Regions from separate parts of the Homo sapiens genome. Here all the other regions are linked to region 2. Evidence: chromatin loops called from intact Hi-C (ENCODE). Cell type or tissue: PC-3. All regions are shown on one strand. Each heading gives the region's core, and the rest is flanking DNA. Links, peaks and the distances in the headings are about the cores only.

Region 1 (6,186 bases), core at 621-5,620, 100 kb before region 2:
TTACCTTCGAAACTGTTGGAGAGATGACCATGGGATTCAGCAGTCAGGCTTGCATTCTGATTGGTGGCAGGAGCAGATTGACAGGTGCAGCAGGAAAACAAAGACATACAACCCATTCCTTCCTCCCCCACACTGTTTTATATTTTATAAAGGGAATTCACAGCCTAGTGGATACGGGGTTGAGTAAAAGTACTTCCTGCCTCTATTGAAGCTTCAGGACACTGGACTGGAGTCTTCCACAATTCAGCCAGAACCCAGGGTACTCCAAACCACTTTGTGATCCTCCATCTCTGTAGGCTACAGTTTATAAAACACTTCTATCTCCATGATTTCATGTGATTCCCAGAGTGACTCATGAGGTTTCAGACCTCTCCATCCTCAGACAGACCCTGTCACATGCCTCTGAAAATGCTTTAGTTGTTGCCATGTGGATGGACACTCAGAAAATACTTTAAAAAAAAAAAATCTAAACTGCTTGCTTTAGTGGTTTTGTGTAAAATGCAACCAGAGAGAGAGAGAGAGAGAGGTCCTTGGCAGATAGGTTTAACTCAAATCACTGAGCAGGAAAATATCTGGGAATCTGGCCTGGTTTGAGAAAAAGAGCCAGCTTTTTTAGCTGACTAGAGAGCAGCTTAAAAAGGAAAAAAATGAAAGGAAGGAAACTAATGAGGCATCTCTTTCCTCACAGATAATGTGGGATGCTCACCCAGTGGTTTGCAGTGGCTACAGCATCTGTTACACTTCAGTGACAACCAAAATGCCTTGGAGATAAGACAACAATTATGAGACCTGCTTGAGAAGAAATGAAAGAAAACCCAATCGCAGCCAAATAGCACTGCCATCTATTAACAAATTATTACAGGCTGAAGCAGTCTTTAATGAGATTTTAACAAAAGAAATCCAGTCTTGTTCCTCTGGGGCAAAGAGATTTTATCATCATGTGAATGGTTAAGCAGGTAAGAGGACCTCCCTTGGAGCACCAATAAAGAGAAAATGTGTGAGCCCTGTGTTCTCCCTCTCCAAGGAGCTCTAACTCCCAGTCAAGATGAAAACATATTGGAGAAAGGACCCAAATAATACTGTTCCAGAGAAAGTTTTAGTTTAGTAAGTGGCCTGATGAGACAAGTGAGTATTCAAAAAAGCTGTATTAGACCTTTGTGTTGTGATTCCAATCCTTTGTGCTTTTGGTTATCCTAAAGGACATTGTGACATTCTCAAGAGATTCTTAAGTCAAAGGGTATAGTGGCAACATTAATCTGGAGGAACAATGAAGCTAGCTAGAGTCAGGACGTGCCTGCCCATGATCTTGTAGACCCACTGGGGTTTCAGAAGAGAAACTGATATGAGTCTAATGTTGTTAGTTCAAAGGAGGAAAGAAAAATTGGTTGCATGGAGTGAGTCAGAGGGAGGGAGGAAAATATGCAGTCCAAGGAAGTCGGTGAGAAGCCCGCTCAGATGCACTAGACTGTCTTGCATGAATTGGGTTTTTCTTTTTGCTTCTCCCACCCCTTTCATTGATCCACTACGTGAACACTTATAGGCAGCCAATAATATCAGGAGAAATATAGCCATTTTGATACTAATATTTCTGTTACCCAGGAATTTGCTTTATTTGCAATATGAGCCTCCAATGCCTGATTAAAGGAAACTGAGGACTAACCTGGGTGATCCAAGAATTCCTAGACTGTTAAATAGTGTAGTTTCTTTAGAAAGGGACTCTGGACCTCCTCCTGGGAGGAGCCTTAGAAGGGCAGTGAGGCTAGGGTGAGTAAGCAGGCTCCCCACGTGAGGGTGAGTCAGGGAGACTGATTCCTTAGCAGCTGGGGCACTGTGTAAGACTACGTCACCTTCTGTGGCAGAAGAACAACCACAATCACTATGTGTTATGCTGGTTATATTCCCCTTGAGACCAATGGCAGACACTGGCTGTTAAAATATTTAGTGTCTGATAATGTATGATTAATGGGTAAGGAGTAGAGTAGCACTTCTTTTAATGGCTCACACTGTAGGAAAGAGATTTAATAGAATTGAAGATGAACTTAGAATGACATAGAAGATAAATCTCAGGAACGTACATCTTTGGGACAGATAGCTCATTTTGTTAGAATATAGTGCTATTATTGTTATTAGCTAACATTTATTAAGCACTGACTAAGTGCCAGGAGCTGCTTCAAGTGTTTTACGTATGTTAACTTAATGCTTCTTGTGCTGTGATAATGAGCCAGTATTTGTTTTTTAAATTTCCAATGTGTCATGGACAAATGCTTTTGTGGAATTCAATAAAAATAAATTACTACAAAAGTGAAAAAAAAATTAAAACATGCAAAATTCAAGCTCAATTTTTTCCTTTTTTAACTATTAGCTGTAAGAGACATCAAATTGTCAAAATGCTATAAAAGTTTCTAAATCCTTACTCTTAGTTGCTATACGTATCTCCCCGTAGACTAGTAACAAACCTTCACCAACTGGCGCAAGTCTACGAACTCTGTTGAAGAGCACTGTATTAACTCATTTAAACCCTCCTAAAAGTTCATGACGTCATTAATATTTTCATTCTACAGATGAGGAAACTGAGGCACAAAACAGTTATCTTGCTACTGAGGCCAGTCAATTAGTTTTGCAAAGAGAAAAATATCTATTTCATGGTCACAGAAGAGTACCCCAACTAGTCACTGAAAAATTAAGAGTAGCATAAGAAAAGCAAGCCTTAATGAGAAAGTATGAATGGAGTTTTATTATCCAGGCTTCTGTGGAAAAACCAGGAAAGGCATAGGCCATACTGGTGACATTTTGGGAGTGTCACCGTTGCTATATTGGGCAATAGGATGAAGTGTCTTAAGACTGTGGCTTGAGGGCTAGACTTTCTGGGTTAGTTTTCTTGCTTGGCCACCTACTTCCTATGCGCAGTTGTTAGTTTCTATCTGAAAGGATGGTTGGGAGGATTAACTGTGTTGTATATGTAAAGTATTTTTTAAAAATGCCTGGCACATAGTAAGTGGTTTATAAGTGTTATTGTATTTGCATATGAAAAACCACCCATTGCAAAAATTTCAGATTCCTTAAATGCCTCCATCTATAGTGGTTTGACTTCTGATTAAACAAGCCTATCCTCCCTGCCTTAAACTAGAGCCCCTGGTAAAACTCAGCAGTGCTGCAGTGGTCACTGCCAGACCTCAGGTACAGAGCAACGTTTGGGGCTGGATAATTATTTTTCTTGAGGAGGGGGTGGTTACTGTGTGCATTGTATGATAGCAGCATTCCTGGTCTTTACCCACTAGATGCCAGTATTATCCCCTTCCAGCTGTGACAACCAAAAATGTCTTCAGTCATTGCCAAATGTCCCCTGAGAGGCAAAATTGCCCCCAGTTGAGAACCACTGATACAGAGAAAAGAGAATATTGATAACAGTCTCTTATATTTTCATAGCTTTTCAGTGTAAAAAGGCTTCTGCATGTTTTAACTCAGTTGGGAAAAAGAAAAAGAGGAAAAAGATAAAATAGATCAGAAGAAAAAAGAGAAGGGAATAGGGGAGGGAGAAGGAAGGGAGAGAATGCAGAGTGCAAAGAGATGAAGTGGAGCAGACACGCAAAAAACAAAGGAATGAACAAACAGGTGTGTGAGTTTGTGTGATCGCCCATGAGCGCATCTACACCTGCAAATCCTCCCAGCACCTCCCATTCAACATGTTCAAAACTGAACTCAGCAGGTTGTAGATAAGGAAGGAAGCTGATGTCCATGGCGGTCTAAGGTGTGACCTTGGGCAGATTCTTCTCAGTCTAGTTTCCTTGATTGTAAAATGAAGATAATACCACGTGCCTTAATGGACTGTGTGAGCTGGCATGGAGCTGACCTATCACAGTGTGCTCTTGCCCATCCTTTTCCCTCCTCCTTGTCTCATGCCAGTAAGTTAAGGGCTAGGTTCTGGCACTCTTCCTCCTTCACAGCACTGCCTCCCGGACAGAGGTCCTGTCCCTCACTAGCACCCAGTGCTTCTGTCCATTTGATGCCACCATTCCATTCCTCTTCCCACTGCCCCAATTCATGGCCAGCCCTCAACACCGCACATCTAATGTCCTGTGGGAGCCTCCTAGTAGTTGGACTTCCTGGCTCCAAGCTCTCCCCACGCCAATCCAGATTCAGGTTCTAAAACAGCACTGGGATCAAGTCACTCTAATTTTTTAAAAAACTGTTCACTGGCTCCCCAGCATAAAATCTAAACTTCTTCACCTATCATTAAACGCCATCCTCTCTCCCTACTTCCCACTGTCTGTCTCCAACCTATCTTCCTAACCTTAATTCTCCATTGTGCTACCCATCTCTCTCTCTCTTTTTTAAGACGGAGTTTCGCTCTTGTTGCCCAGGCTGGAGTGCAATGGTGCAATCTCGGCTCACTGCAACTTCTGCTTCCCGGGTTCAAGTGATTCTCCTGCCTCAGCCCCCCAAGTAGCTGGGATTACAGGCACGCACCACCATGCCCAGCTAATTTTGTATTCTTGGTAGAGATGCGGTTTCACCATGTTGGCCAGGCTGGTCTTGAACTCCTGACCTCAGATGATCTGCCCGACTCAGCCTCCCAAAGTGCTGACATTACAGGCATGAGCCACCACGCCCGGCCTGTACTTCCCATCTCTTTTGAAACTAAAAAGTCAGTTTCTTATGCACACCCTATGTTTTCCTCATCTTCCTGGGATTCCCTTCCTAAATCCCCACAGTCTATCCCCATCCCTCAAGGCCTATTTCACTTGTTAACTTCCTTCATGAAGCCTAACCTCCTCTTCCTGGACATGTACAGTTGTCCTTTGTTATCATCAGGGGATTGGTTCCAGGACCCTACAGATACCAAAATCCATGGATGCCCAAATCCTTTATATAAAATAATGTAGTATTTGCACATAACCTATGCACATCCTCCCATATAGCTTATCTCTAGATTACTTATAATACCTAATACAATTTAAATGCTATGTAAATAGCTGTTATACTGTATATTTTAAATTTGTTTTATTTATTTTATTCTCAAATAATTTTGATCTTTGGTTGATTGAATTCACATATGCGGAACCCAGGGACATGGAAGGACTATATTCAGTCTCTCTGATCTCTGGATTCTCATAGCACTTTTTCTGCTTCTACTATGTAGCATTTATGTCTTTCCACCTTGTACCATAAATATCTATGTGTTTATGTCTTACTGTGTCCCGAATTGGTAGGTTCTTAGTCTCACTGACTTCAAGAAGGAAGCTGCGGACCCTCCTGGTGAGTATTACACTTCTTAAAAGCAGCATGTCTGGAGTTTGTTCTGATGGTCGGATGTGCTCCGAGTTTCTTCCTTCTGGTGGGTTCCTGGTGTCGCTGGCTTCAGGAGTGAAGCTGCAGACCTTCGTGGTGAGTGTTACAGCTTATAAAGGCAGTGTGGACCCAAAAAGTGAGCAGCAACAAGATTTATTGCAAAGAGCAAAAGAACAAAGCTTCTACAGCTGGAAAAAGACCAGAACAGATCGCCGCTGCTGGCTCGGGCAGCCTGCTTTTATTCTCTTATCTGGCACCACCCACATCCTGCTGACTGGTCCATTTTACAGAGAGCCGATTGGTCTGTTTTACCGAGAGCTGATTGGTCCGTTTTGACAGGGTGGGGATTGGTGCGTTTACAATCCCTGAGATAGACACAAAAGTTCTCCAAGTCCCCACTAGATTAGCTAGACACAGAGTGCTGATTGGTGCATTTACAAACTTTGAGCTAGATACAGAGTGCCGATTGATTTACAATCCCTTAGCTAAACATAAAGGTTTCTCCAAGTCCTCGCTAAACTCAGGAGCCCAGCTGGCTTCACCCAGTGGATCCCGCACCCGGGCTGCAGGTGGAGCTGCCTGCCAGTCCCGCGCCTTGTTTCCGCACCCCTCAGCCCTTGGGCGGTGGATGGGACGAAAGGGCGCCGCGGAGCAGGGGGCGGCGCTCGTCGGGGAGGCTGTACAGGAGTCCACGGCGGGTTGGGGGAGGCTCAGGCATGGCGGGCTGCAGGTCCCGAGCCCTGCCCCGCGGGGAGGCAGCTAAGGCCCGGCGAAATAATCGAGCCAGCGTCGGTGGGCCGGCACTGCTGGGGGACCCGACGCACCCTCCGCAACTGCTGGCCCGGGTGCTAAGCCCCTCACTGTCTCCCGGGCCGGCCGGCCGTTCCGAGTGCGGGG
Region 2 (6,186 bases), core at 586-5,585:
TCTTTTTTGAGACGGAGTCTCACTCTGTCGCCCAGTGCAACCTCTGCCTCCCGGGTTCAAGCAATTCCCCTGCCTCAGCCTTCTGAGTAGCTGGAATTACAGGCATGCGCCACCATGCCCGGCTAATTTTTGTATTTTTTGTAGAGACAGAGTTTCACCATATTGGTCAGGCTGGTCTTGAACTCCTGACCTTGTGATCCGCCCACCTCAGCCTCCCAAAGTGCTGGGATTACAGGCATGAGCCACCATACCCGACCCAATTATCTTTCATTTTCAAACTTACACAGATCCCTAGGACATGAACACAATGCAACCAAGCTCTTTGTTAAGGCATAATATGAGTTACCTTTGCTCCAGTTCCCAGTGTGTTTGTCATTTCCATCTGAGAACTCAGCAGCCTGGACTTGATTGTCCATATCAACATCATCATTTTGGTCACAACCATTTAACTCATCTCTAAGCAGTTCCAAACTTTCCCTCATCTTCCTGTCTTCTTCTGAGCCCTCCAGACTATTCTAACCTCTGCCTGTTACCCACTTCCAAAGTTGCTTTCACATTTTCAGATATCTTTATAGCAGAGCCCCACTCCTTGGTACCAGTTTTCTATATTAGGCAATTCTTGTGTTGCTATAAAGAAATACCTGAGACTGGATAATTTATAAAGAGGTTTAATTGGCTTAAAGTTTTGTAGGCTGTGCAAGCATGGCGCTGGCATCTGTTCAGCTTCTGTAGAGGCCTCAGGAAGCTTTTACTAATAGTGGGACATGAAGTGGGAGCAAGCACTTCACATGGTGAAAACAGGAGCAAGAGAGAATGTGGGTGAGGTGCTACACACTTAAACAATCAGATCTTGTGAGTACTCACTACTGTAAGGACAGCACCAAGCTGTAAAGGATCTTCCCCCATGATCCAAACACCTCCCACTAGGTCTCACCTCCAACACTGGTAATTACATTTCAATATGAGATTTGGGTGGAGACAAATATCCAAACTATATCCTTTTGTGTGACTCAAAGTTGTGTTGTGTTGTTTTACAAAATTTCACCTTTTGCTTTTCAAAGATCATTTAACTGGCAAGGACTTCTAGATTAGCGGCTTTTATTCTTTCAATACTTTAAAGATAGTGTGCCACTTGTTCTATCTTTTATTATTTCTGATGAATCTCTTGTCAGCCTTACCTCTTTTCTTTTGTAGATAATGTGTAATTTTTCTGACTACTTCTGTTTTTATCTTTACAACTTTAATCCATTTGAATATAATGTTCCTTTGTGTAGTTTTCTTCGTTTTTTTCTTGTACATTGAATTTACTGAGCTGCTTTTGGTGATAGTTTTCATTAAATTTGGAACAATTTTGACCATCACTTCTTCAAATGTTTTCTTGATTTCTTCTTTTCTCATCTCTTTTGTGGGGACTTCAATTACACATGTATTTATCTACTTGAAGTTGTTCCACAATTTACTGATTATTTGCATTTTTTTAGTCTTTCTGTTGTGTTTATGCTTTCTGTTGATATGTCTTCAGGTTCATTAACATTTTCTTTTGTAATATCTGATGTGCTGTCAGTCTCTTTCAGTGTATTTTTATCTAAGACATTTTAGTTTTTACCTTTGGAAGTTTGATTTAGGCTTTTAAGAAAAGTTCCGTATCTCCTCTTACCACATTCGATCATTCCTCTGGTTCTTCAAACCCATGGAATATATCATCATAATTGTTAGTGTCCCTGTCTCCTAATTTTATCAATTTTCTGAGTCAGTTTCGATTGATTAATTTTTCTGCTAGGTTTTTTTCATTTTGCTTCTTTGCATACCTGATAATTTCTTTATTGGATGCCAAACATTGTGAAGTTTCCCTTGTTGAGTGTTAGATCTAATCGTGATTAGTTCTTGAGCTTTATTCTGAGATAGGTTAAATTACCTGAGACTTTCCTTTCAGTCTTGCTTTTCACCTTTGTTAGGAGGGGCAAAACCTGCATTTAGTGTAAGATTAATTTTCTGAAGCAAAATCCTTCATATGTCAGTCTAATCAGTGGCTCATAAGGTTTGAGATTTTAAAATTCTGGATCTTCAGAATAGTCCCCATTTCATGCTCTGTGTAAGATTTGGCATGTCTTCCCTCTAATCCTCTTAGGCAGTTTTTTTCCCAGCCTCTGATTGTTTCCTTACATGTATGTGCTAAGAAGTACTGAACTGTATCTTAGGAGTGACTCAGTGCAGGTGTCTGGAGTTCTCTGTCTACACAGCTTTTTATTCCGGGACTCAGCCACATGAACTTGAGCACACTTGGCTTCTTCATACTCCCAGGTTTATCTCCTCAACACTCACCTGACTGTACAGTGACCGCACTGTCCCCTTTCTCCAGGTAGTAAGCTTGGAAAATCATAGTCATACAGATGATCTCATTTTTTTTCTTCCTCTGAATGATCACTCCTTTATTGCCCATCTTCAGTGTCTTGAGTGCCATTGTTTCATACGCTCTGTCTTGTTTTAGTGTTTTCAGGTGGTGGGAGAAATCTGTCCATGTTATTTTATCTTAACTGGAAGTAGAAAATGTGATTATTAGAATGGGGTCATTTTTGGTATTTAAATAGACTATATAAAAATCTGCAGCAGCGATTTCAGGAGAGACTGGGAAATTACACAGGAACTGAGAGTCCTGGATTAGAGAACAAGATATGGTGAAATTTAAGAGGAGACAGAAATTTGATTATTTAGAAGAATTGGAAATTGGACAATGTAGGTTTATGAATAAAAAGTAAAAACAAAATTTATTAAGGTAGAGAATTAGTTTTATCTTACATTTACCTTAAGGAAAGGCATTCTCTAGCTGTCTGCTCTTCAGCCTTTGAATCATTGTCTTAGAACATTTCATTTGATTTCTGAATGAGATTACTTATTAAGTTTTAACATTCCAGAAATGGTGATATAAATGTAGTTGCTTATATCATCTTTCTTCCTTTAAAGCTTAAAGTTAACAGTGATAAAAGATAATGTGTATTATATTTACGTAGAAGTTAAATATATTTTATATTACTTTTTGAGCATGTCAGGGGAATTATAGTATAGTTATGTTAACTAGTAGATATATGGTGCCATCTAATGGCTAATATGAAAATATATTTAGTAAATACTTCAGTGCTTTGCCTAGTGTGTATATATGAAATTTTACTGTGAAATTATTGTTGCTTTAGATGTCCAAGGCGTCGTTTTTATTTAAACTCTAAGATATATTTATATTTTCATTTCAATTTATACTTTTTAAAATTCAGCTATATATTGGTCTGACTTTTCATCACGTTTAAAGCCATGTACTTGCAGTTAGCACAATTTAAAGTATATTCAATATAAAATTAGCATATAAATCAATTTTAATAAACAAGTAAAAATTACAGACCTCCTGTTTGCTATCTTTTACTTCTGGTTCCTTCAAACTGGACCCAATATGTAGTTATAAATTATGCCTTATAGAACCTCAGCTTTATTGTAAACAGAATTCATTTTCCCTCCACCTTTCATCTGTTTTTGTACATTTTACAAAATATATAAAAAATGTTAGAATATTGTATTAGATTGGTGATTTTTAAATGCTGTTCCAGATTGTTAGGGCTTCTCTAGAGCCACTCAGTCTGTGATGGAGATGGCTAAGTTTAGAAAATTAGCATATCAATGGCTCTAGAAGTCCTGCACTGAAAAACTTCTCAACTTTATTTAGCCCAATATTTCCTGAATACGTTTCATCATGGAACGCCCCCACCTTCCTTTTTAAAAATCTCACATCTTAATATCTGTTGATCTAGTGTTCCTCAGATGTCATTTTGGCAGTTGTCCTAAATTCCATTTTTAAGGATGAAGGAATATTTCACATATATATATATACGTATATATATGTATATATATACGTATATATATGTATGTATATTTCTTGTTTTAATGAAATAAAGTGTGTTGCTTTTTCTTATCATATGATAATACTTGTTATTTATCAAAAATTTAGCAGTATGCCATTTACCCTGATGTGATTATTACACATTGTATGCCTGTATCAAAATAACTAATGTACTCCATAAATATATACACTTATATATATACCCATAAAAAATTTAAAAAATTAGTAAATACAGAGTAATCATTGTTTCTTTCACATTCTTGTCATTTCCTCGTTAGAAAAAGCTTTGTCAGATTGGTATTATTACAAAGTTGGAGGTATCACTTTACCTGACTTCAAATTATACTGCAAGGTGTTAGTAACCAAAATAGCATGGTATAAAAATAGTCGCAGATTAGTAGAATAGAATAGAGAACCCAGAAATAAAGCCCCACACTTACAGCAAACTGATCTTTGATAAAGTCAACAAAATTATACACTGGGGAAAGGACACCCTATTCAGTAAGTGGCGCTAGGAAAATTGGATTGCCATATGCAGAATGAAACTGGACTCCTAACTCTCACCACATACAAAAAATAACTCAAGATGGATTAAAGCCTTAAATGTAAGTCCTGAAGCTGCAAAAAGTGTAGAAGAAAATCTAGGAAAAACTCCTCCAGACATTGGCCTAGACCAAGAATTCATGACTGAGACCTTCAAAAGCAAATGCAACAAAAACAAAAGTAGACAAATGGGGCTATATAAACTGAAAAGCTTCTGCACAGTAAAAGAAATAATCAACACAGTGAACAGACAACCTGCAGAATGGGGGAAAATACTAGCCAACTTTGCATCTGATAAAGGTCCAATGTCCAGAATCTACAAGGAATGCAAACAACTCAACCAAAATCCCTCAAATAACCCCATTAAAAAGTGAGCAACGGAAATGCACAGACATTTTGCAAAGGAAGACATACATATGGCCAAGAAGCATATGAAAAAATGCTCAACATCACTAATCATCAGAGAAATGCAAATTAAAACCACAAGGAGATACCGTCTTACACCAATCAGAATAGCTGTTATTAAAAAGTCAAATAACATCTAACCTGGCCAATATAGTGAAACCCCATCTCTACTGAAAATACAGAAATTAGCTGGGCGTGGTGGTGTGTGCCTGTGGTCCCAGCTACTCGGGAGGCTAAGGCATGAGAATCGCTTGAACCTAGGAGGCAGAGGCTGCAGAGAGCCAAGATCACACCACTGCACTCCAGCCTGGGCGATAAAGCGAGACTCCGTCTCGAGAAAAAAAAAAAAAAAGTCAAATAACAGATATTGACGGGGATGCAGAGAAATGGAAACATACGCTGTTGGTGGGAATGTAAATTTGTTAAGCCACTGTAGAAAGCAGTTTGCAGATTTCTCAAATAATTTAAACAGAACTACCATTTGACCTAGCAATCTCATTACTTAGTATAGGCTCAAGGGAAAATAAATCATTATATCAAAAAGATACCTGCACCTGTATGTTTATTGCAGCACTATTCACAATGGCAAAGATATGGAATCAACCTAAGTGTCTACCAATAGATGACTGGATAAAGAAAATTTTTTTTTGTTGTTGTTGTTTTTGCTTGAGACAGGGTCTTGCTCTGTCACCCAGGCTGGAGTGCAGCGGCACGATCATAGCTCACTCATCCTTGAACTCCTGGGTTCAAGTAATCCTCCTGCCTCAGCCTCCCAAGTAGCTAGGACTACAGATGCACACCACCACACCTGGCTAAAAAATGTGGTTTATATAACCATGGAATACTACTCAACTATAAAAAAGAATGAAATCTTGTCTTTTGCAGCAACATGGAGGGAACTGGAGGCCATTATTTTAAGTGAAATAACTAAAAAACAGAAAGTCAGATGCTGCATGTTCTCATGGGTAAGTGGGAGATAAATAATGTGTACACATGGACATAGAAAATGTAGTAATAGACATTGGCAACTCAGTAGGATGGAAGTGTGAGAGAAGGATGAGGGATGGGAAATTACTTAATGGGTACAGTGTATACTTATTCTGGTGATGGCTACGCTAAAAACACCACTATGCAATATATCTTTGTAACAAAATGGCACTTAAACCCCCTGAATTTATAAAAAACAAATAAATAAAAGGCAAATGTAAACCATGCTTGCTTAAGAAAACTGAAGGGGGGACAAGATGGCCTACTAGACACAGGGAGGAAGTACCATTCACACTGAGAGAGACCATATTATTGAGTAAACCACCTTAATTTGGGCAGATCTTCAAAGAGAAAAAGCTGAGAGTGAA
Region 3 (6,186 bases), core at 825-5,824, 51 kb before region 2:
TCTTAACAGTGTCAGGTCATTAGATAGAATTGCCAAACATGGGAAATTGCTGCTATTCTTTTCCCACTACAGACATTACAGTTTATCTCACCAAGTGCTCATTAAATAATCTTCTTTCTTAGTTCCTGGCTGAACACTACCATGCCATTTCTGTAGCTCTAAGTCTATGCTGTTTGATATGGCAGACAATAGCCACAAGTGGCTTTTTAAACTTTAAACTGAATAAAATTAAATAAAGCTAAAAATTCAGTTCCTCAGTTGCACTCCCTACGTTTAAAGTGCTCAATAGTCACAGGTGGCTACGGGCCACTGTATTGGACAGCACAAATACAGAGTGTTTTAATAGTTGCGGACAATTCTTTTGGATAGCTCTGCTGTAAGGGAACTGCAGGGAAGTACGATGAAAGGCAAGTGCTTGCAAAAGAGTTAGAAGGTAGACAAGAGGTGGATGTCTAGACAGTACAGTACCTTTGTAGTTACTACTTAACTCATTTATCCCTGAGGTTGCAATTTTTAGAATTTTTGCAATCAGACCTTGGCGATGACCTTGAGCAGCAGGATGTAAACAACTCCCGCGTGCTTAGCGTTCCAATAATGGAACACTAGGCATAAGTTAAGTTCTTTCTGTCCAACAACCTCCTTCTAGGAACTATCTTCCTTCTTCCCCAGTTCATCCACATGAGTCTCCTGGACAAATAAGTCTCCTGGACAAATAGTAGCGATGTTAATCTAGGTTATGGAAACTCACATAATCTGGTTATTTACTTAGTAACTATGTAATTGGTGAGGAAAGGATGAATACATTTTTCGGGCTTTCAATATGAAATTCTTTAAAAGTTTGAACAATTGGGTTACTCAGAACTAGCCAGAAACCACAACTTACAACTGTGGTGTCAAGTTCAGATCAATGTCTTGGAGTTCAAGACTGTTTTAAGGGAGGCTGCCTGGGGAAAATGTCATTAAACATTTTACCCGAATCCTCTAGATGTCCATCATAAACTCTCTCATGGAGCTTTCCTAAAGTATAGGCATTTTAATGTTTCCTGAGTAAAACAGTATTTTCTTTGATCCTTCAATAACAATTCTTGCTTGTAGCCAGTTTTCAGCACAGTGCCGGCTTCACAGATACTCACTGAACTAAAGAAAATGGTAAAGGATGAATGTCTATTGAGCATAAAATGCGACTGAGGGAGAGGTTATATAAAAGCAATGGAAGACAGTTTCTGCTCTAGATTTACAGTCCAACCTTACTTACATAAGTGTAAAATATTTTCTTCTTTGTTTCAGTCCCTAATATAGCTATTTTGCTCTAGGAATTAGCATTTCCTCCACAAGAGAGAATCACTAAACTCCCTATTTCTCAATGTTGTTTATGCCGTTGATTGTCCAGGTTCTCAAATTACTAAATGAAGTTGAGAGTTGGGTAAATGGTTGAGCGGTTCAAGTATCTTAAGTAAAAACTAAGTGGCCAATTGTTGTTGTGCTCAGGGTTGGCCTGGGACTGTTCACAATGGTCACAGGTTTACAAATTTTTAAAAACCTGCGTGTGACATGCTTTCCAGGTCCTTTGTCAAAACGTCCGTCTGACCCTGACTTTTGTGTGGCTTCAAATGTGCGTTTGCAATGTGTAGACAAATTCCAACTCAGAGTTCCAAGAGGTAAGCCAAGCTCTGTGTGGCAGCAAGGCTTATCAAGAGCGAGGCTAAGGGGTGAAGTGAGTGTGTGTGTGTGTGTGTGTGTGAGAGAGAGAGAGAGAGAGAGAGAGAGAGACCACTGCTGTGCTCAGGATTCCTCTCTCCTTTTTGCTTTTTGCCAACTAGCTGTTTCTCCACAGCGGAGATCTGAGACGAGTATGTGGCTGATTCGGGCAAAACAAAACAAAATAAAACCAAACGAAACCAAAACAGACTTACTATTACCAAATCTGAGAGTCAGTGGGTGGGAATCCTTTTCAACCAAGGAGACCTGTCCATGGTCCTGACCACATCATTTGCCACTCGCCTCCTTCATGGACACCGTTTGCTCCAAGTACCGGACGGGAGGGCGCCCGGCGCCAGGAAGCTTGGGCTTGGGCCCCCACACGAGCTCGGCGCGCTTCGGGCGGGTCTCGGGCGCGGGCCCGTGGCTCTCCGGGCCGGGCACCTGTTTCGAATCGAGGCGCGAGGCGCGGTGGGGCGGTGGGGTGGGGTGGGGTAGGTTGGGGTGGGGGCGGGGTGGCGTCACGTGCCAGCGGCGGCCCCGGGAAGGTTCCATTTCTTCCGCGGCCCGCACTCGCGGCGCTCGGGGCCCCTCCCTCGCCCCGCCCGCGGCGCCCCTCGCGGCCGCACAGCCGGGCGACTCCGGGCCGGGCCCCGCCCCTCTCGCTGGCGGACTCAGCGCGTCCTCCGCCAGCCCTCGCGTCTGCTGCCCCCGCCATCCAGTTGGTGCGGTCCATGGCGAGCGCATCATGGCGATTGAAGGTAAGTGGAGGCTGACAGCGGGGAGCGAGGACCGGGACCACCCAGCTGGCGGGGGGCTCGGAGGTGCGCCGGCAGGCCGAGGCGCTGACGGGGCCGCCTCCTGTGGTCTGGAGCCGGCTGAAGACGCGCGGGGGTCCTGGCCGCGTCTCGGGAGGCGGGTGGGCGGAGCGGCGCCGCTGGGACGCCGGGCCCGACTGGCTCGCTCGCCCCGGCCTTCGTGGTTTTGCCGGCCTCCCGGCGGCCGCACGCGGGGCAAAGCGGGCTGGCGGGCAGGTACAGCGTCCGGGCCGCCGCCTCCTGCCGGCCGCGCGGAGTGGAGGTCGGGGTGAGGCCCTGCAGACCCCACGGGACGGGCTGGGAGGAGCGAGGGGCCACGGGGGGCTCAGGCTGCCCTTTCTTTTCTTTCCCCGGCCGCGGCAAACCATCCTTCCGCAATACCCACCTTCCTGCCAAACTGAGAGTCCAGTTTTTTGTCCCATTCCTAACCCTTCCCTGTGCCCGCTCGGGCTGATGCTGGGTTACACTCTCTGCCCGTTCCCCTTCTGTTTGCTGTTGTAGGGGGTCCAGGAAATTTGGGGTTAGGTTAATTTCCTCCTCAAGTGGTTTTGTTCCCCGCCAACACTCAAAACTGTTTTTCTCCATGAAAAGAAGTAAATAACGTCTTTACAACAAGCACACATTCTTAGAATCCTGCAAATACCAGTCTATGAAGTGTTATAGTGCCACAATGCTCATATTTCGAAAAACAGCTTAATAAAAATTAAGTTCCTAGATAAGGTAGTTGACACTAAAGTGTATTTTTCTCTTGTTCCAGAAACATGTAACTGGGACCAAGTGTCTATATTTTGCCTTGTTTTTAAGGAAGAGATTGTGAGAATTAATTTCACACGTCTAGGATATTTATGTGAAAGATTACATCTTCCAGGCCCTGTCTCTTAGATTAACTCAAACAGTGAAAGTAATTTGTAAATTTTCCCTGTGTGTGTATATTCATCTGTGCAGCTGTGCAAGGTACCTATAGCTATATCATTATTTCTCTACATTGAAAGTGTGTTCCTAAGTAAAACTTTTTAAAGCGTTTCCCTTCTAAGTGATCAATCACTGGTAGTATGCATCTCTGGGGACTTCTTTTTGTCGGATCATGTGGACTCCAAAGTAGAGTTAGCTGTGTGTTTACATGTAGCTTATTTATTTAAGAGAGGGAGTACCTATTGTATGCAAGACACATTCAGACAGTTTCAAATGTCTGCTTGAGTTAAAATGGTGGGGAATAAGATCTACCTATAATCTATGATGTTCCTGTTATCTGCAGCAGTACTTTCAACATTTGTTTCCCTCACTGTCCTTTTACCAAAGGTTAAAAATCAAGAAACCAAACCCACTGATTTATGTTGTGTACTTTATTTTCCCAACTAGTTTGTGGTAGAGTTTCTTGTGAAGCCGTGAAACTCTACCACACTACCACACTACCACACCACGTGAAAGTAGAAAGGTTTAGGCAGAGCATGAGGAAAATCCTTCAGGCAGATGCCATTCGGATATGATGCTATAACTTGTAATTTCTTAAAATCTTTTCAGTTTTTTCCGTTTTTTCTTAGTTCTTCCTTTCTTTCTACTGGCAGTTAAGTGTTACTGATTCATTTTCCATGTCACCTGATGGCATTTTACTCTGCCTACTGCTTAACATGTTTGAAGAATAAGATTTTTTAAATCCTCACATTCTAGAGATTCTTCTGTGTTTGAGATACTCTCATAAATATTTTCATACTGAAGCATTTGCTTAAGTTTTCATAATACAAAGATCAGGAATTATATCTTTTCTAGTTTGGCAAAGAAACTGTAATTAATATTAGCACTTCAGATAAAGATGGCAGTTCGAATTAGCCTAACTGTGCTCCTTATCACATAGTAAAATAGATTCATTATGCACACCCTTCCTAGGCTGTGTTATGAAGTAGAATGAGTTCTGCATGAGACTCTGTACTAAGGACATCTTAAAAATTTAGGGGCCCAAAAGGGCGTCTCATCTTTTCAGTAAAGTGTTTCTTAAAACATTCAGTTTCTTCATTCACCTATTAATTCAGTAGACCTTTTTTTTTTTTGTACAATAGCTGTATACAATGTTCATTGCTAGATTCCATGGGGCCAAAAAGATAAGTAAGACTATAACCCTTCTCTCAAAGAGTTCATGTTCTATTCGGAGAGACAGATAATTTTAAACATGCAATTACAGTGTAGTGTGAATGCTAAGAGATGGATCATCTTTCCTTTGTATAAAAACATTCAATGATGATGGGTCTAACACTGTTTTTTGGCAGTAATTCTTATATTCATAAGGTCTTTGTATTTGGCCGAATATCTGCCATTCAGTAACGTCTGTCTACCCATCCTAGTTTTGCTTTCTGTAGCAATAAATTAAAAGCCCACTATTCTCTCTATATATGATATCCCTTCTGCCATTTGAAGACAGCTCTAGAGTGTTTTCTAGATAAAATATCCACTTCCCTCCTCTGGATGATCTGTAGTTGTATGTTTTAAAATTTGGAATATAGTAGTGGGCCATTTCATTCCAGTTATACTGTTGAATAGCATACATCAAAACTGTTATACCACTCCTTCACTTATGTGTAATCCTATTAATATAGCTTAACATTAGAATAGGTTTTTTTGGAGCTTCATGTTGGCACAGAGCGAGGCTGTAATCAACTAAAACCACAGTCTCTTTTAGCTTGACTACTCCCTTGCTTAGCTAACCAATGTTTTGAACTGAACAGATCGTTTATATCTGTTAAGCATACTCTTATTAGCTATGGCCCAGTGTTTTAGCCCTTGAGTCTAGACTTTTAAGTACTAAGGATTGTTTTCATTTTCTTCTCTGTGTAAACCTATTTTATAACACAAAATTATTTCTACTAAGTAATCATTCATTTCCTCCTTTTATCAGTCAGATGTGTAACTATTAATCAAAAAAAGAGACAAATATAAGATGATAGAGTTACCACATGGAGCTAACATAATTCCAGTCAGCAGTAAAGAAGTTAGGCTATATTAGGCAAAGTTACAATTTTTGAAAGGCATTTTGAAATATTGACAATAGTTACACATCCTTACTGTTGGCCCAGTGATCTGGCAATACCAGGTTGGGAATCATTGTTGTAGCCTAGCCTATGAAGTGATGTAATTGCTATCCAGCATATTAATTCTTCTAGTGTTGGCCTCTGTTAATCTGATAGCGTTGACACTTTTTTGTTGTATTTGAAATTTCCTCCTCTCTTGATTACATATTTCTCAGTTTTGTCTTAATTTACCTGACCTAATGTTCTAGTGGCTTCCATTCTTGACCCTGTTGCCATTGTCTGCTTTATACACATTGCCGTAATTGCACGCATTGAACAATTTAGTAATCACTTATTTACAAATTTGTTTCTCCTGTCCGACTGTAAATTTCTAGAGGTTAATGTCTTATTCATTTTTGTACCCCTTAGGTTTTGTATAGTACCTGAATACAGTTGTCCCTTGGTAACCGTGGGGGAGATTGGTTCCAGGTCCCCTGGAGACACTAAAATTTAAGAATGATCAAGTTCTTTATATCATATGGCATAATATTTGCATATAACTTATGCACATCCTCCCATATACTTTAAATCATCTCCAGTCTACTTGTAATACCTACTATAATGTAAATGCTATGTAAATAGTTCTTTAGGGAATAATGACAAGAAAAAAA
Region 4 (6,186 bases), core at 645-5,644, 110 kb before region 2:
GCTGAGTTTCATTCCAGAGATCACATACTCCTGTGCAGCTACCTGGACACCACCAGAGCACAGACACCACCATTCATGCCAAAGCCACTGGCACCAGGGCCACAAGTGCCCTGTGCTGTCTGATGCCCTCCATGCCCCTGCTAGGGTCTGTGGAATGACTCACTTAATTCTCTCCTTATGGCAGCCCTTTCTGCCTAGGAGTCAGGCAGGTGCCCTTAGCACCATCTGGGTTTCTCTGCTCCTCTCTCATGGACCCAGATTTGTGCAGCTCTACCCTTTGCTCCTTCAGGTGAACTCTCCTGGGGGACTCATGAGAAAGGCCCCTTAGGGGGCCCCATGGCCCATTTGGCCATGATTCTCCAAATATGCTCAGGGGTGTCTGGATCCAAAGTAAATAAAGTTGAGGTTCAAGTTGAGACACTGTCACCCTTTAAAATGGACATAGATGGGACAATAGAACATCACCCACCAGCTCTGAAAGGAAGTTCACAGATATTTCCTTAGCTAAGCACAGAAACATGGGGACACTTTCCTAGCCCCCTCTGAATCACATCTTCAACGTGAACATTTGTCATTCCAGGGAAGAAACAGGAATATTCAAAAAGAGAAACTGGAAAGTGAGACCTAGAGTATAGTCTCAGTTGTACCATTAATGAGTCTGAGAAAGTCATTTCCTCTCCCTGGCCTCAATTTCCTTTTATGTCAAATGAGAGTAGTACTCTAAACTGGGGGTCAGCAAACTTTCTGAGTAAAAGGCCAGATAGTAAATGCGTAGTCTCTATTAGTAATACAGTTTCTGTCACAACTACTCAATTCTGCAGTTGTAGTACAAAAGCAGCCATAGGCAATGTGTGGCCGTGTTCCAATAAAACTTTATTTACAAAAACAGGCAGTGGGCTGGGTTTGACCCACAGGCCATATTTTGCCAACCCTAGGTGTAGATGATCTTCAGCATCTTTTTAAATAACAATAATTCCTTTAGGTGAGAAGTGGATTTTTTGATACTACACATACAATTCATTTAAATGTAAGACCCCCAATATAATAACTCCAACCATTTTTTTGTTGCTTTGGATAACATGTTTTCTTCTCTCCTTCAGTGATAAATCAAACCTCAACAGAATTTATTTAGAGGCTAGAATAACAGGTCAGGTGATGCTCTCACTGAGGAATTTGACAATATACATGACTAATCCTAGACCTCAAAGTGTTCACAATGTAATGAAAGAGACATACACATAAAGGCATAATTATAAAGCATTACAGTAATTGCTATAATCATGCTATTATCCATTATCAAGACTTAAGTTCTACTACATCCAAATTTGAGATGCTAGAGCAGACCAAGTTCAAGGACATTGCAATATAATACATGTAGGATATGCAGAAAATTGGTGGGCCATCTGAAATGCATTCTTGTGAAAATTGAGGGTGTGAGTTTTCAGGGAAGTCTTGACTCAGAATAGGACTGGTCCACAGAGCAAGGCTGTGTCAGATTACACTTGAGACCTAAAGAGTGGCCATCTGTGATAAAAGTCAGACCTTTGTTCAACTACAAAGAAGTAAGGCGTAGTTATGATACAGAACATGTGAAGAGAACTTTTTGTTCTGGAAGGTGCACATGACATTCCATTTGAATGAGAAACATCAGAGAGAGGCGTGCTTTCACTCTCACAAGGCACGATCCCCAGCTGCACAAAGCTTTGTATTTCTTGTTATATTTCCTTTTTCAGGGAGATGAGGGGCTGGTGGTAGAGATGCATGGACCACAGCAAGTTATTGTGCCATGATTTTGTCTTTGACGTACTTATTTCTGAAATTCATTATGACTTGAAATATCCTTTTCATAAAGACTGCAATAAAGTCCTTTGACAATATGGCTAGATGGATCAAAGGGCTTATCTCTGTTGAATCTTGAGTAGCCACCCAGATATCACTGGAGAAGCAACAATGCAGGTAATTCAAAACACCCTCAACTCACATTTAGTTGACTTTGGGATGTAGCACAGTTTTGCAGGAATATATTTATATTTCTTATATTTCATAACCTAATAGAAGCTTAAATAGTTACCTCAGCCTTCATTGCACAGATAATGAAAGAGAAGCTTAAAGAAGAGAAATTAAGTACTTGCCCAAGGTCACATAGTTAGTTAATGGAAGAACCAAAACTAGAACCTAGATCTTCTGATGCCACATTTCAAGCTCCATGAACCACTGGTAAGAACTACCTTTTATGCTGGTACACAGTGTGTGTACAAGATTACACCTATAATGATAAAACTGGTGGTTTTTATTCTGTCCTTTTCTATTTGATTATTTCCTTTTTAATAGTGCTGGTCATGGTCCACAAACTGACTACGAGGTCTCAGCTAGCATCTGTAAACACTGCTGTGGATCACAGAATTGCTTATATGCCATCCTAACCATATACCAAATGATGCTTTCATACAACAGTGAAAAAATATTTCCCTTGGAAAGATTACATTTCTACTGTCACTTTTTGTAAGTGAGTATAAAGAATTTGTGACTATTTGGTTTTCTTAGGGAAAAAAGATTAAATATGCATAAAGGGAGCCACAAATCTGTCAAGTATTTTCAGACTGCATTCAAAAACTCACCGTTTCCATGAACTCTTTCCACACTAGACTCATTGAGCTCTCTGATCTTCTCAACACTGATGTACCTTTTTGCAAAACATTTAGTCACTGATCCTAAACTTCAACTTTATCCCCCTTTTTCTAGAAAAATTAAGAAAAATTGCACTCACACACAAAAAATTCCATTGGCATCAGGGGACTCTTACCTGCTTATTCCCAAATCTGGGAGGTGTGGTGGAAGGCTCACATGTATGATACAGAAAGACAGGCATCCATACATGTCAAATACTATATATCTGAGAGCTGAAAATATGATGGGAATGCAACAAAAAGTCAAAATCAAGTGGTCCAGGATGGAAATTTGGCTTAAAAAAAATCAGTCTGGGTACAGTGGCTCATACCAATGATCCCAGCACTTTGGGAAGCGGGCGGATTGCTTGAGCTTAGGAGTTCAAGACCAGCCTGGGCAACATGGTGATACCCTGTCTCTACCCAAAATACAAAAATTAGTTGAGCATGGTGGCGTGTACCTGTAGTCCCAGCTACTTGGGAGGGGCTGAGGCAAGAGGATCACTTGAGCCTGAGAAGTCAAGGCTGCAGTGAGCCATGATCACACCACAGCGCTCCAGCCTGGGTGACAAAGCAAGACCCTGTCTCATTAAAAAAAAAAAAAAAAAAAAAAAAAAAAATCAGATTTCTAATGCAATTTTAGAAACTTTGCAGCCTGTGGATACCACAGACTCAACTGGATTCAACCATGCATTAGTCCTCCTCCCCAAACATCCTTCAGAGTTACACATTTCCAGCAAGTAATGCTTTGAAATTCATTTTGTTTTCTTAACCACCAGGCCTGCAGGAGATCAAGGCTAAGGGCAAGGAGCGGAAGGGAGACACACAAGATGCTCAAGTCTTTAAAAATCCCCATTGGGAGAATCACGCTACAAATGGACAAATCACATCCTGAAACGGTGGACTCTCTGAAGACCTTACAAAACAGCCTTCAGGCCTGATCTGTCTCCTTTCCCAGCTTGAACTGTGTTTTCCTAAAGTGGTTTCACTTTCCTCCTTCTCCAAAAGGTGGCATCAGAAAGGAGGGAGCAGGAAGGCACAGGCCAAACGCTCATCTCAATGGCTGCCTCAGCCATGCTCTGACAAGTGAGCTGATGGGAAAATTGCTCCTAATTAAATCACTTCATTAAAAAGAGACCATTTTCCAAGCGAATGCACTCCGCAGTTCTCGTGGTGGGTAATTTGTTGTGTTAATAAGCTGGAGAGGTTGAATTCCAAGGTTGCAGCCGCTGACAGCCTGCAGAAATAGGGACCATATTTTGGCAATGCCCTTGCCCTGTCGAGGGTACCGAGGAAAGCTGACAAATGGCAGTTCCTTATAATAGTTTTGCTCACTGGAGACCTGAGGGGCTGAGAATGATGTTTTCTAGTCTGTAGGTTTAGGATGCCAACAAGATAAAACAAATACCCAGAAAAAGGCGCTGTGTCTTTTGTTCGCTGAAAAATAAACAGGGGAGGACTTCCCTTTTGTAGATCCCACTGTGATAGAGGAAGAGGGTGCTTCTTCAGCTGTATTTGAACCGAAGCATGGAAAATTGCCATCTGCATTCAACTCTGTGGTTTTAGGGCAGCTGGATAGGCAGTGCTGCACAGTCTGAGGCTGTGGACGTTGAAGTTAGACCAAGTGTCAGTTCCAATCCTAATACTTACCAGCTGTGACACCTTGAACATGCATGGTAATCTCTCTAAGCCTCATTTTCCTCATCTGTCAAGACAGTCATAATACCTACCTCTTGGGATGGTGGTAAAGAGTAAAGAAGGTAATATTTGTAGAGTGCATAGTGTCTGGCAATAGGAAATACTTATTAAATGGTAGCAAAAGTTTTTTCCTCCACTTTACAGATGAGGAAATGGAGGATTACAGTGATTAAGTAGCTTAACCAAGGTCATAAAACCCTGAGTGGGAGGGTCCGGACTGCGTTTGGCTCTAAATCCAGGCACCATGATTTCACTGTTGGTACAGATGGAAGCAAGCACTTAAATGCATATGATCTTATTGGCTGTGAACTGAGCAGGACCTCTGATATTTCCATCTAGAGCAGGCCAATCACATAGTGCACAGATTATATTCCCTGATAGATATCTTGGCAAAAATGGTCCCAATCCCTTTGGTTCTTGGGCTGATCTTGTTTGAGGATTCTGTTGCTCAGAGCCCCTGAGCCCGTTTCTCTCTAGCTTCTAAAGAACATTTGGTCTTCTTGGTTCCCTGTAGCCAGTCTGCTGCTTCACTTTTCTTCTTTAGCAGCTCAGAAAGATTTCTTCCCTTATTTCCTGAAACCCCAAGGAAAACTGGTGGTCCTGGCTCTTGCCTTCTGACCTCCACTTCTTTGTCAAGTTTCCACTTTAGTTTGGCTTCTGTGGAAAATTCCACTGTGGACTTCTATGGATGAATGCACTCTCTAATTATATTGAATCTACAGAGATCCATTTTCATAACCCTAACAGGGTTAGTCCCTGAGTTCCTGTGACTGTTAGATGATCATGGACCCAGTGGATCCATTCTGCTGGGTACAAGGGGCCCTCAGGGAGGCTCACTGACGGTGGCCAGTCAACCGTCATGAGTCATTGCTATTGTGCTAGAAAAACAGAAATTTATGGCTTTGATCAATATCTTTCCTTAGGGCTCAGCATCTCTTGGCTCTATTCTGTTGTTGGCACTCTGAAACAGCAGCAGTTAAAAAAATTTTTTTTTCTACTGCAAATAAATTCTTTTTTGCTACAGTTTTTCTGAGGGCTCTCACTGCAAAAGAAACCAGGAACTGTACCATAATTTGGGTTGTGTTTAGTTCTCTTTCCCTCTCTTGGATTTCCTTCCTGCCTCCTTCCTTCCTCCTTCCTTTCTTCTCTTTTTCCTTCCTGTCTTTTCTTTCCCCTCAGTACCCTTGCTTTCCTACCCTCTCCCTTCTCCTATCCACTCTGTGTTTCCACATTCTTTTCAATTCAATAAATATTGATTAGGTACTCAATTGATTGTACTAGGTAACTCAGTACTCCCAAAATGAGATGGTCTCTGTTCTTAAGGAACTCATGCTTATAACTTAGTAGAAATCTTTCCTATATTGCCTTTTCCCCCCAATTTATAGTGAAGGCTGAAAATCTAGATACTATTTAGGGTTAGTAAATATTCTCTTATAAAAAGTCAAAAACTTCTTGAGGAGTCTCACTTAGTCATTCACACATTAGTATGATTTAATTTAATAAGATTGCTTTCCCTCTCATACCTAGTTAAACAGCTTGCCTTGTAAGAATAAAGATTCTGATTGGGGAAGGAGAAGTAGGAAATTTGGAACTATAAAACAATTTTTGGAGGTTGGCAGCCTCAGGGAAAGCCCTTGGAAGAGGATAAGAACACTGTTCATTAAGATAGAGATTCTTGTTTTAAAACGAAATCAGGCCGGACACAGTGGCTCACGCCTGTAATCCTAGCACTTTGGGAGGCCGAGGTGGGTAGATCACCTGAGTTCAAGAGTTCAAGACCAGCCTGGCCAAATGTTGAAACCCGGTCTCTACAAAAATATAA
Region 5 (6,186 bases), core at 617-5,616, 130 kb before region 2:
AAAATCAAACTACATCTATTTGGTGATCATTATTAATGTCTTATGTTTCCTCCCAGATTGTTTTCTGCATGAATAATAACCAACAATGTGTGTGTATGTATATATATGCTTTTGCATTAAAAGGTGGTTTTGAAGGTAACATTTTTTGGAGTACTGATTAAGCGCCAGCAACTCTTCCAAGCTCTTTGCATGTATTACATCAGTTAATCCCTCACACCCGTTTAAGGTAAGCATCCTTATTTTTCCCGATTTCCACACAGGCAGCACAATCCTGAAAACCTACACTGTTTTTACTAGATAATTACTTCTCTAAAAACAAAACAATAAAAGCACTCAATAAATAGTAGTTATTATTACCCTTTTTAATGAAGCAATCCTAATTGTTGAACTCTTAAAAGGACTAAGGGATGGCTCACACCTGTAAATCCAGTGTGTCCGGAATTGGTAGGTTCTTGGTCTCACTAACTTCAAGAATAAAGCCGCGGACCCTCGCCGTGAGTGTCACAGGTCTTAAAGGCTGCGTGTCTAGAGTCTGTTCCTTCTGAAGTTCGGATGCGTTTGGACTTTCTTCCTTCTGGTGGGTTCCTGGTCTCACTGGCTTCAAGAGTGAAGCTGCAGACCTTCGCGGTGTTACAGCTCACAAAAGCAGCATGCACCCAAAGAAGTGAAGAACAAAGATTCCACACCAGGACAGAGTACGAGGAGATGCCACTGCTGGCTCCAGCAGCCTGCTTTTATTCTCTTATCTGGCCCCACCCACATCCTGCTGATTGGTCCATTTTACAGAGAGCCGATTGGTCTGTTTTACAAAGAGCTGATTGGTCCGTTTTGACAGGGTGTTGATTGGTGCGTTTACAATCCCTAAGCTAGACACAGAAGTTCTCCAAGTCCCCACTAGATTAGCTAGATACGGAGTGCTGATTGGTGTATTCACAATCCCTTAGCTAGACATAAAGAGTCTCCAAGTCCCCATCAGATTAGCTAGATACAGAGTGCCCATTAGTGCATCCACAAACCCTGAGGTAGACACAGGGTGCTGATTGGTGTGTTCACAAACCTTGAGCTAGATACAGAGTGCTGATTGGTGTATTTACAATCCCTTAGCTAGACATAAAGGTTCTCCAAGTTCCCCACTAGACTCAGGAGCCCAGCTGGCTTCACCTAGTGGATACCGCAGCGGGGCCGCAGGTGGAGCTGCCTGCCAGTCCTGCAGCGTGTGCCTGCACTCCTCAGCCCTTGGGCAGTAGATGGGACCAGGCGCCCTGGAGCAGGGGCCGGAGCTCCTCGGGGAGGCTTGGGCAGCGCAGGAGCCCACGGCGGGGGTGGGGGAGGCGGCTCAGGCATGGCCAGCTGTAAGTTCCGAGTCCTGCCCCGCGAGGAGGCAGCTGAGGCCCAAGAATTTGAGCGCAGCGCCAGCGGGCCGGCACTGCTGGGGGACCCAGGGCACCCTCCGCAGCTCCTGGCCTGGGTGCTAAGCCCCTCACTGCCCGGGGCGGCGGCGCCAGCCGGCCGCTGCAAGTGCGGGGCCAGCTGAGCCCACGCCCACCCGGAACTCGCGCTGGCCCGCAAGTGCGGCACGCAGCCCCGGTTCCCGCCCGCGCCGCTCCCTCCACACCTCCCGGCAAGCTGAGCGAGCCAGCTCCGGCCTCAGCCAGCCCAGAAAGGAGCTCCCACAGTGCAGCGGTGGGCTGAAGGGCTCCTCAAGCGCGGCCAGAGTGGGCGCCAAGGCCGAGGAGGCGCCCAGAGTGAGTAAGGGCTGCGAGGGCTGCCAGCACGCTCTCACCTCTCACCCAGGACTTTGGAGGCTGAGGTGGGTGGATTCCTTGAGGTCAGGAGTTCAAGACCAGCCTGGCCAACATGGCAAAACCCCATCTCTACTAAAAATACTGAAATTAGCTGGGTGTGGTGGTGGGCGCCTGTAATTCCAGCTTCTTGGTTGGTTGAAGCACAAGAATCTTTTGAACCCGGGAGGCAGAGGTTGCAGTGAGCCAAGAAGACCATGCCACTGCACTCCAGCCTGAGCAACAGAGGAAGACTGTGTCTCAAAAAAAAAAAAAAAAAAAAAAAGGACTAAGGGAGATGATAATATTTTCTTGGGGAGGGTTGTTATAAACATTAATTGAGTTGTTTGTGTGCCATCCTTCTGGATGCCAAGTCTCTGTCGCCCAGGTTGGAGTGCAGTGGTGCGATCTCGGCTCACTGCAAGCTCTGCCTCCCAGGTTCAGGCCATTCTCCTGCCTTGGCCTCCCGAGTAGCTGGGACTACAGGCGCCCGCCACCACGCCCGGCTAATTTTTTTTTTTTTGTATTTTTAGTAGAGACGGGGTTTCACCGTGTTAGCCAGGATGGTCTCAATCTCCTGACCTCGTGATCCTCCCGCCTCGGCCTCCCAAAGTGCTGCGATTACTTACAGGCGTGAGCCACCGCGCGCGGCCACCACCAAGTGACATTCTGAAGGAGAATTCAAGCAACCTGAAAAGCATAACGTCTCATATGTCAGGATCATTTAAGGCATATTTTTCACTCCTTTGCTGCCCCGTTTATCCTTGGTCCATTGAGGTTTGCCCAGAGAGATTAAATTCTTAGTGTCAGTACAAATAAAAATTAATTTTTTTTTCTTGAAACACACGCATGCACAGAGAAGCAGCATAAGAATGCGTGAGTACTGAAGCCAAGCTGCCTAGGTTCAAATCTTTGCTTTAATATTTTCTAGCTGCGTAACTTTTGGCAAATTCCTTAAACTCTCTGTACCTCAGTTGCTATCTGTAAAATGGGGATGGTCATCATAATACCTGTCTTCAGAGTTACAATAACTAAGTTACTTAATCCATGCAGGGCACTTAGAACAAGACCAGACCTTCTTTTCCACGTTACAAAGATTAGTAAAATTTTAGAAAATTAACTGTTATTTTGTATTATTCTTACTTATATGCCTCATACTCTTCAAAGGAAAGAAAAGAGATTTTGAGAGAGAATGGTTCAGAAAAACAGCTGTAGGGATCTTTTTTACTTAGCAAATTCCAACTCTTAGGGGTGAGGGCGCTTATGCGTTAGGAACACCAGGTGGCGCTGTAAACAAGTACAGTAAGGAGATCTGCACCTCCCCTCGGGTGCCGGCCTTGGGCTGTGGGGCTTGTGCCTGGCAGCTCTCAGAGCTGGAGAAGACAGAGACCTAGGCCTCTTTTTTTTATTTTATTTTATTTAACAATTTAAATACATAGGAAATTAAGAAATTCAAAGAGTTACAAACAACTGTGATAGAATTTGTTTATAAGTTAACACATTAAAATGATTTCATAATCGTGTATTTATTTCAGGAAATAATTTTATGGAATAGTGAACATTACCTTTTAAGAAATGGAAAATCTCCAATAGGTTCTATGGCATATTTAAACTCACAACTAATTTCTTAAAAACTAACTTAACAAACTCTAAATGATAATAACTGTGAGTAGCTTCATTTGGTTATTCATAACCCAATTCACAACCAAATTTACATATATGAGGCCCAAGCCCAACAGCCCCCTGGCTCCCCATCACCACACTCTGGCTACACCTTTCTGCAGAGAAGAGATTGACCATAATCCCTTTAGAATTGTGGTTTCTTGTCTAACCTTTTTCCAGAGGGGTTAGAGTTTTTCTCAGAGACGGGGAGATTTTCTCTACTGGGTACTTCCCTAACTTCTTTTCCATCCACTGCCCCCAGGCCTAGGTTGTCACTTCCTTCCTTCTTGAGACTATCCACTCCCGTACCTAGGCCAGGGTGGATGTCCTCACACTTGCCCTTTGGTCCTCCTCTTGGGAACAGTACTTCCCATGCCAAAAGACATCAGGAAATCATGGGGAAAGATAGGTGAATTAATATTTATGGAACACCTACTGTGGGCCAGGCACTGTTGTGGGTGCTTGATGTACATCAGTCATCTCACAACAACCCTTAAAAGCCAGCTGATTGCTTATCACCATATAGCAGGGGAAAAACATGCTTAGAGAAATTGGGCAGGTCTCCCAAAGTTAAACAACTGGCTAGTGGCCAATGCCACATGTTTTTTTCTGAATCCCCATGTGATTGAATCCAGTGGAGAGGGAGGTCAGGACCAGCCACTCAGATGGAGATGAGTCTGCAAGGGAATTTCTCCCTTTCCATCTGTGTCCGAGTCTTGTCAGTTTTATCAACCCACTGCCTCAAACGTGAGCTCACCTCTCTAACTTCCTTCCCACAGCTTTGCTTAGTTCAGACCTTCATTAGTCTTCATGGCATAATCTACACTTTACAAACTGATAAACTAGGCTTTTAATCTCAGCTTTACCTTTTACTCCCAGTAAGTTACCTTTGCTTACCTCAGTTTCCTTATTTGTAAGGTAGAGATGATTATGTCTTTCTTGAGTGGTATTGTAAGGATGAAATGAAACCACATACATTAGAAAAGAAAAAGAGTCTCCTTCTCTCCCTTTTCCTTGGTCTGAGCATTGATTTATCCATTCTGTGAATATGTACTGAGCACCCACGATGTGCTAGAAATTATTTTAGGCACTTAGGACACAGCAATGAATGAGGCACACATATTTCCTGCACTCATAGAGTTAGAGTGCATAGTGTAGACAGAAAAGAAAGAATTAGAGGCTAGATAAAAGTACAATTTCAGATGGTGCTAAATGTTGGAAGAGAATAAAACAGGGTCAGGTAATAGAGATCTTTGACCATCCTGTTTCCTTTGTCCAGAATGCCCAATCACTACTCCTCCCCTGCTGAACTTCTCCTCTCTCAAGGCCCCCTTCAAATGATAATCTCTGTGAAATCATCACAGCTCGCTATGAACTTTAATCGTGCCCTCCTCTAGACTTTCCCACTGGTTGTCTAAATCCACCTGCGAGGCTGAGGACATTCACTCATATCTTACTCATTGTTTCATTCTGCACACCTTTGTCCCACCCTCAAGCAAAGCTCCACGAATATACTGAAGAGGAAAACTGACACTGTAACCCCAAAGAACTACCTGATACCTTGGTTTGCGAGTGGCAAATCCGAGAGTGAGGAGAAAGGGGACAGGCATCCTGGTACCTCCAGATGGGGACAAAGGAACAAACTTCCAAACAAAATGAACCATTCCCCTGGGATGTGTATGTGTTTGTGTGTGCACACACCCATGTGCTCATGACTGTGTGTGGTGTGTGTGCCTGTCTGTCATAGAGGCAGGGATGAAGACTGATAGGCGGGAAAATCTAAATCTAGCAGGAGGGATACTAGTTCTTTTGTTTGTTTTTTTCCTAAAAGGCTTTAGAAGCCTTCCTGCAAAAGGCTGGATTTCTGGGAGCCACTTAAATGAAGGCATTTTGCATATGAAGGACATGCAGAGTCTGAGTATGGTCACCCGCCCCTCACTGCCCGCAGTGAGCCGTCAGCCACCCGCATCACCCCAGCTCCAGCACCACAGTAGCAGACTGATCCTTTTTAATGAGATGCTCAGAGTCTGAGCACTCCTCCTCTCTGGGGTCCTAATCATTTCTCAGAAAGTGGCTGCCCTGCACCCTGGAATTCACGTTTTTTGTTTCCCTTTCCACCTCCAGCCACAGGGTGAGGAGGTGTCAACAGGAGGCGAATGGCTGTGGAACACCTGTCACAGAGTTCTTCCCATCCCCTGTGGGTGGGCAGGGAGATATCCCGGTTTTGTTCTATCTGTTATGAAACCTGCGGAGAAAGCTAAATCTGGCTGTACTGACTTAACTCCCGGGTCGAAAAAAGCTGCTTGAGAGTCTTGGGCACGGAAAGGAATCGAAGCCAGCAGCCATCATCTGTAGAGCTGTGTTTGTTCCCCACAGGAACCTGAACTCAGAGGAAATGCCAGCTGAGTTCTTCTTGCCCCATCTGTGACAGAATTCCAGCTGTTCCACGATAGCAATCTGGCTTGGAGAGTGTAGTGGCTTCCCTACACTCCATCAAAACAAAGCAGGGTGACTTGTGAAGATACTAATTTTGGCTCCATTTTTATTGCTCTAAATGTTTCTGCAAATTGCTACCAAAAAGTTAACCAGGTCTTGTGTTCTTTGCCTTGGGGAGCTTTGGGAGAAGGGTGAACAGCATTTTCCAGGCCAAGAGAACTTTGTTGGCGTGTCATGTAATTAGAGGACATTGAAGCTAGGGTGGAGGAGGGGGAGACAGAAGCAGCCAAAGGAAAAGAGTTTTGAG

Evidence for each region. Peaks named below come from ENCODE experiments on the same cell type or tissue, not always from the same donor. Only the 100,000 strongest peaks of a DNase experiment are listed, where the experiment ranks them.
Region 1: a loop joins it to region 2, with 13 times the contacts of the local background. A loop is called at or near these places in 11 of 110 quality-filtered maps.
Region 3: a loop joins it to region 2, with 3 times the contacts of the local background. A loop is called at or near these places in 5 of 110 quality-filtered maps.
Region 4: a loop joins it to region 2, with 7 times the contacts of the local background. A loop is called at or near these places in 89 of 110 quality-filtered maps.
Region 5: it touches region 2 in a loop (19-fold over the local background); 97 of 110 quality-filtered maps call a loop at or near these places.

Annotation. Positions count from the first base shown.
Region 1 is chr1:209,883,056-209,889,241 of GRCh38, forward strand. No RefSeq gene overlaps it. Among named protein-coding and RNA genes, the nearest start is that of SYT14, 52 kb to the right of the region's middle. In PC-3, for the core only: CTCF peaks have their summits at 3,285 (motif pointing right) and 3,496; a DNase peak (open chromatin) is centred at 1,806; H3K27ac peaks cover 1,906 bases.
Region 2 is chr1:209,986,665-209,992,850 of GRCh38, forward strand. The region is part of intron 2 of SYT14 (synaptotagmin 14); the gene reads left to right. Among named protein-coding and RNA genes, the nearest start is that of SYT14, 52 kb to the left of the region's middle. In PC-3, for the core only: a CTCF peak has its summit at 3,084 (motif pointing left); a DNase peak (open chromatin) is centred at 2,277; H3K27ac peaks cover 1,052 bases.
Region 3 is chr1:209,935,819-209,942,004 of GRCh38, forward strand. It overlaps SYT14 (synaptotagmin 14), which reads left to right and starts at 2,399. Exons shown (of 9, transcript NM_001146262.4): 1 at 2,399-2,459. The coding sequence starts at 2,447. RefSeq lists a silencer at 1,846-2,140. In PC-3, for the core only: a CTCF peak has its summit at 2,760 (motif pointing left); a DNase peak (open chromatin) is centred at 1,993; H3K4me3 peaks cover 2,091 bases; H3K27me3 peaks cover 1,205 bases.
Region 4 is chr1:209,872,058-209,878,243 of GRCh38, forward strand. No RefSeq gene overlaps it. Among named protein-coding and RNA genes, the nearest start is that of UTP25, 47 kb to the left of the region's middle. RefSeq lists an enhancer at 3,498-3,999. In PC-3, for the core only: a CTCF peak has its summit at 3,676 (motif pointing right); DNase peaks (open chromatin) are centred at 1,164, 1,504 and 3,664; H3K27ac peaks cover 926 bases.
Region 5 is chr1:209,857,427-209,863,612 of GRCh38, forward strand. UTP25 (UTP25 small subunit processome component) reads left to right here. Exons shown (of 12, transcript NM_014388.7): 12 at 1-139. Among named protein-coding and RNA genes, the nearest start is that of UTP25, 33 kb to the left of the region's middle. In PC-3, for the core only: a CTCF peak has its summit at 3,057 (motif pointing right); a DNase peak (open chromatin) is centred at 3,075.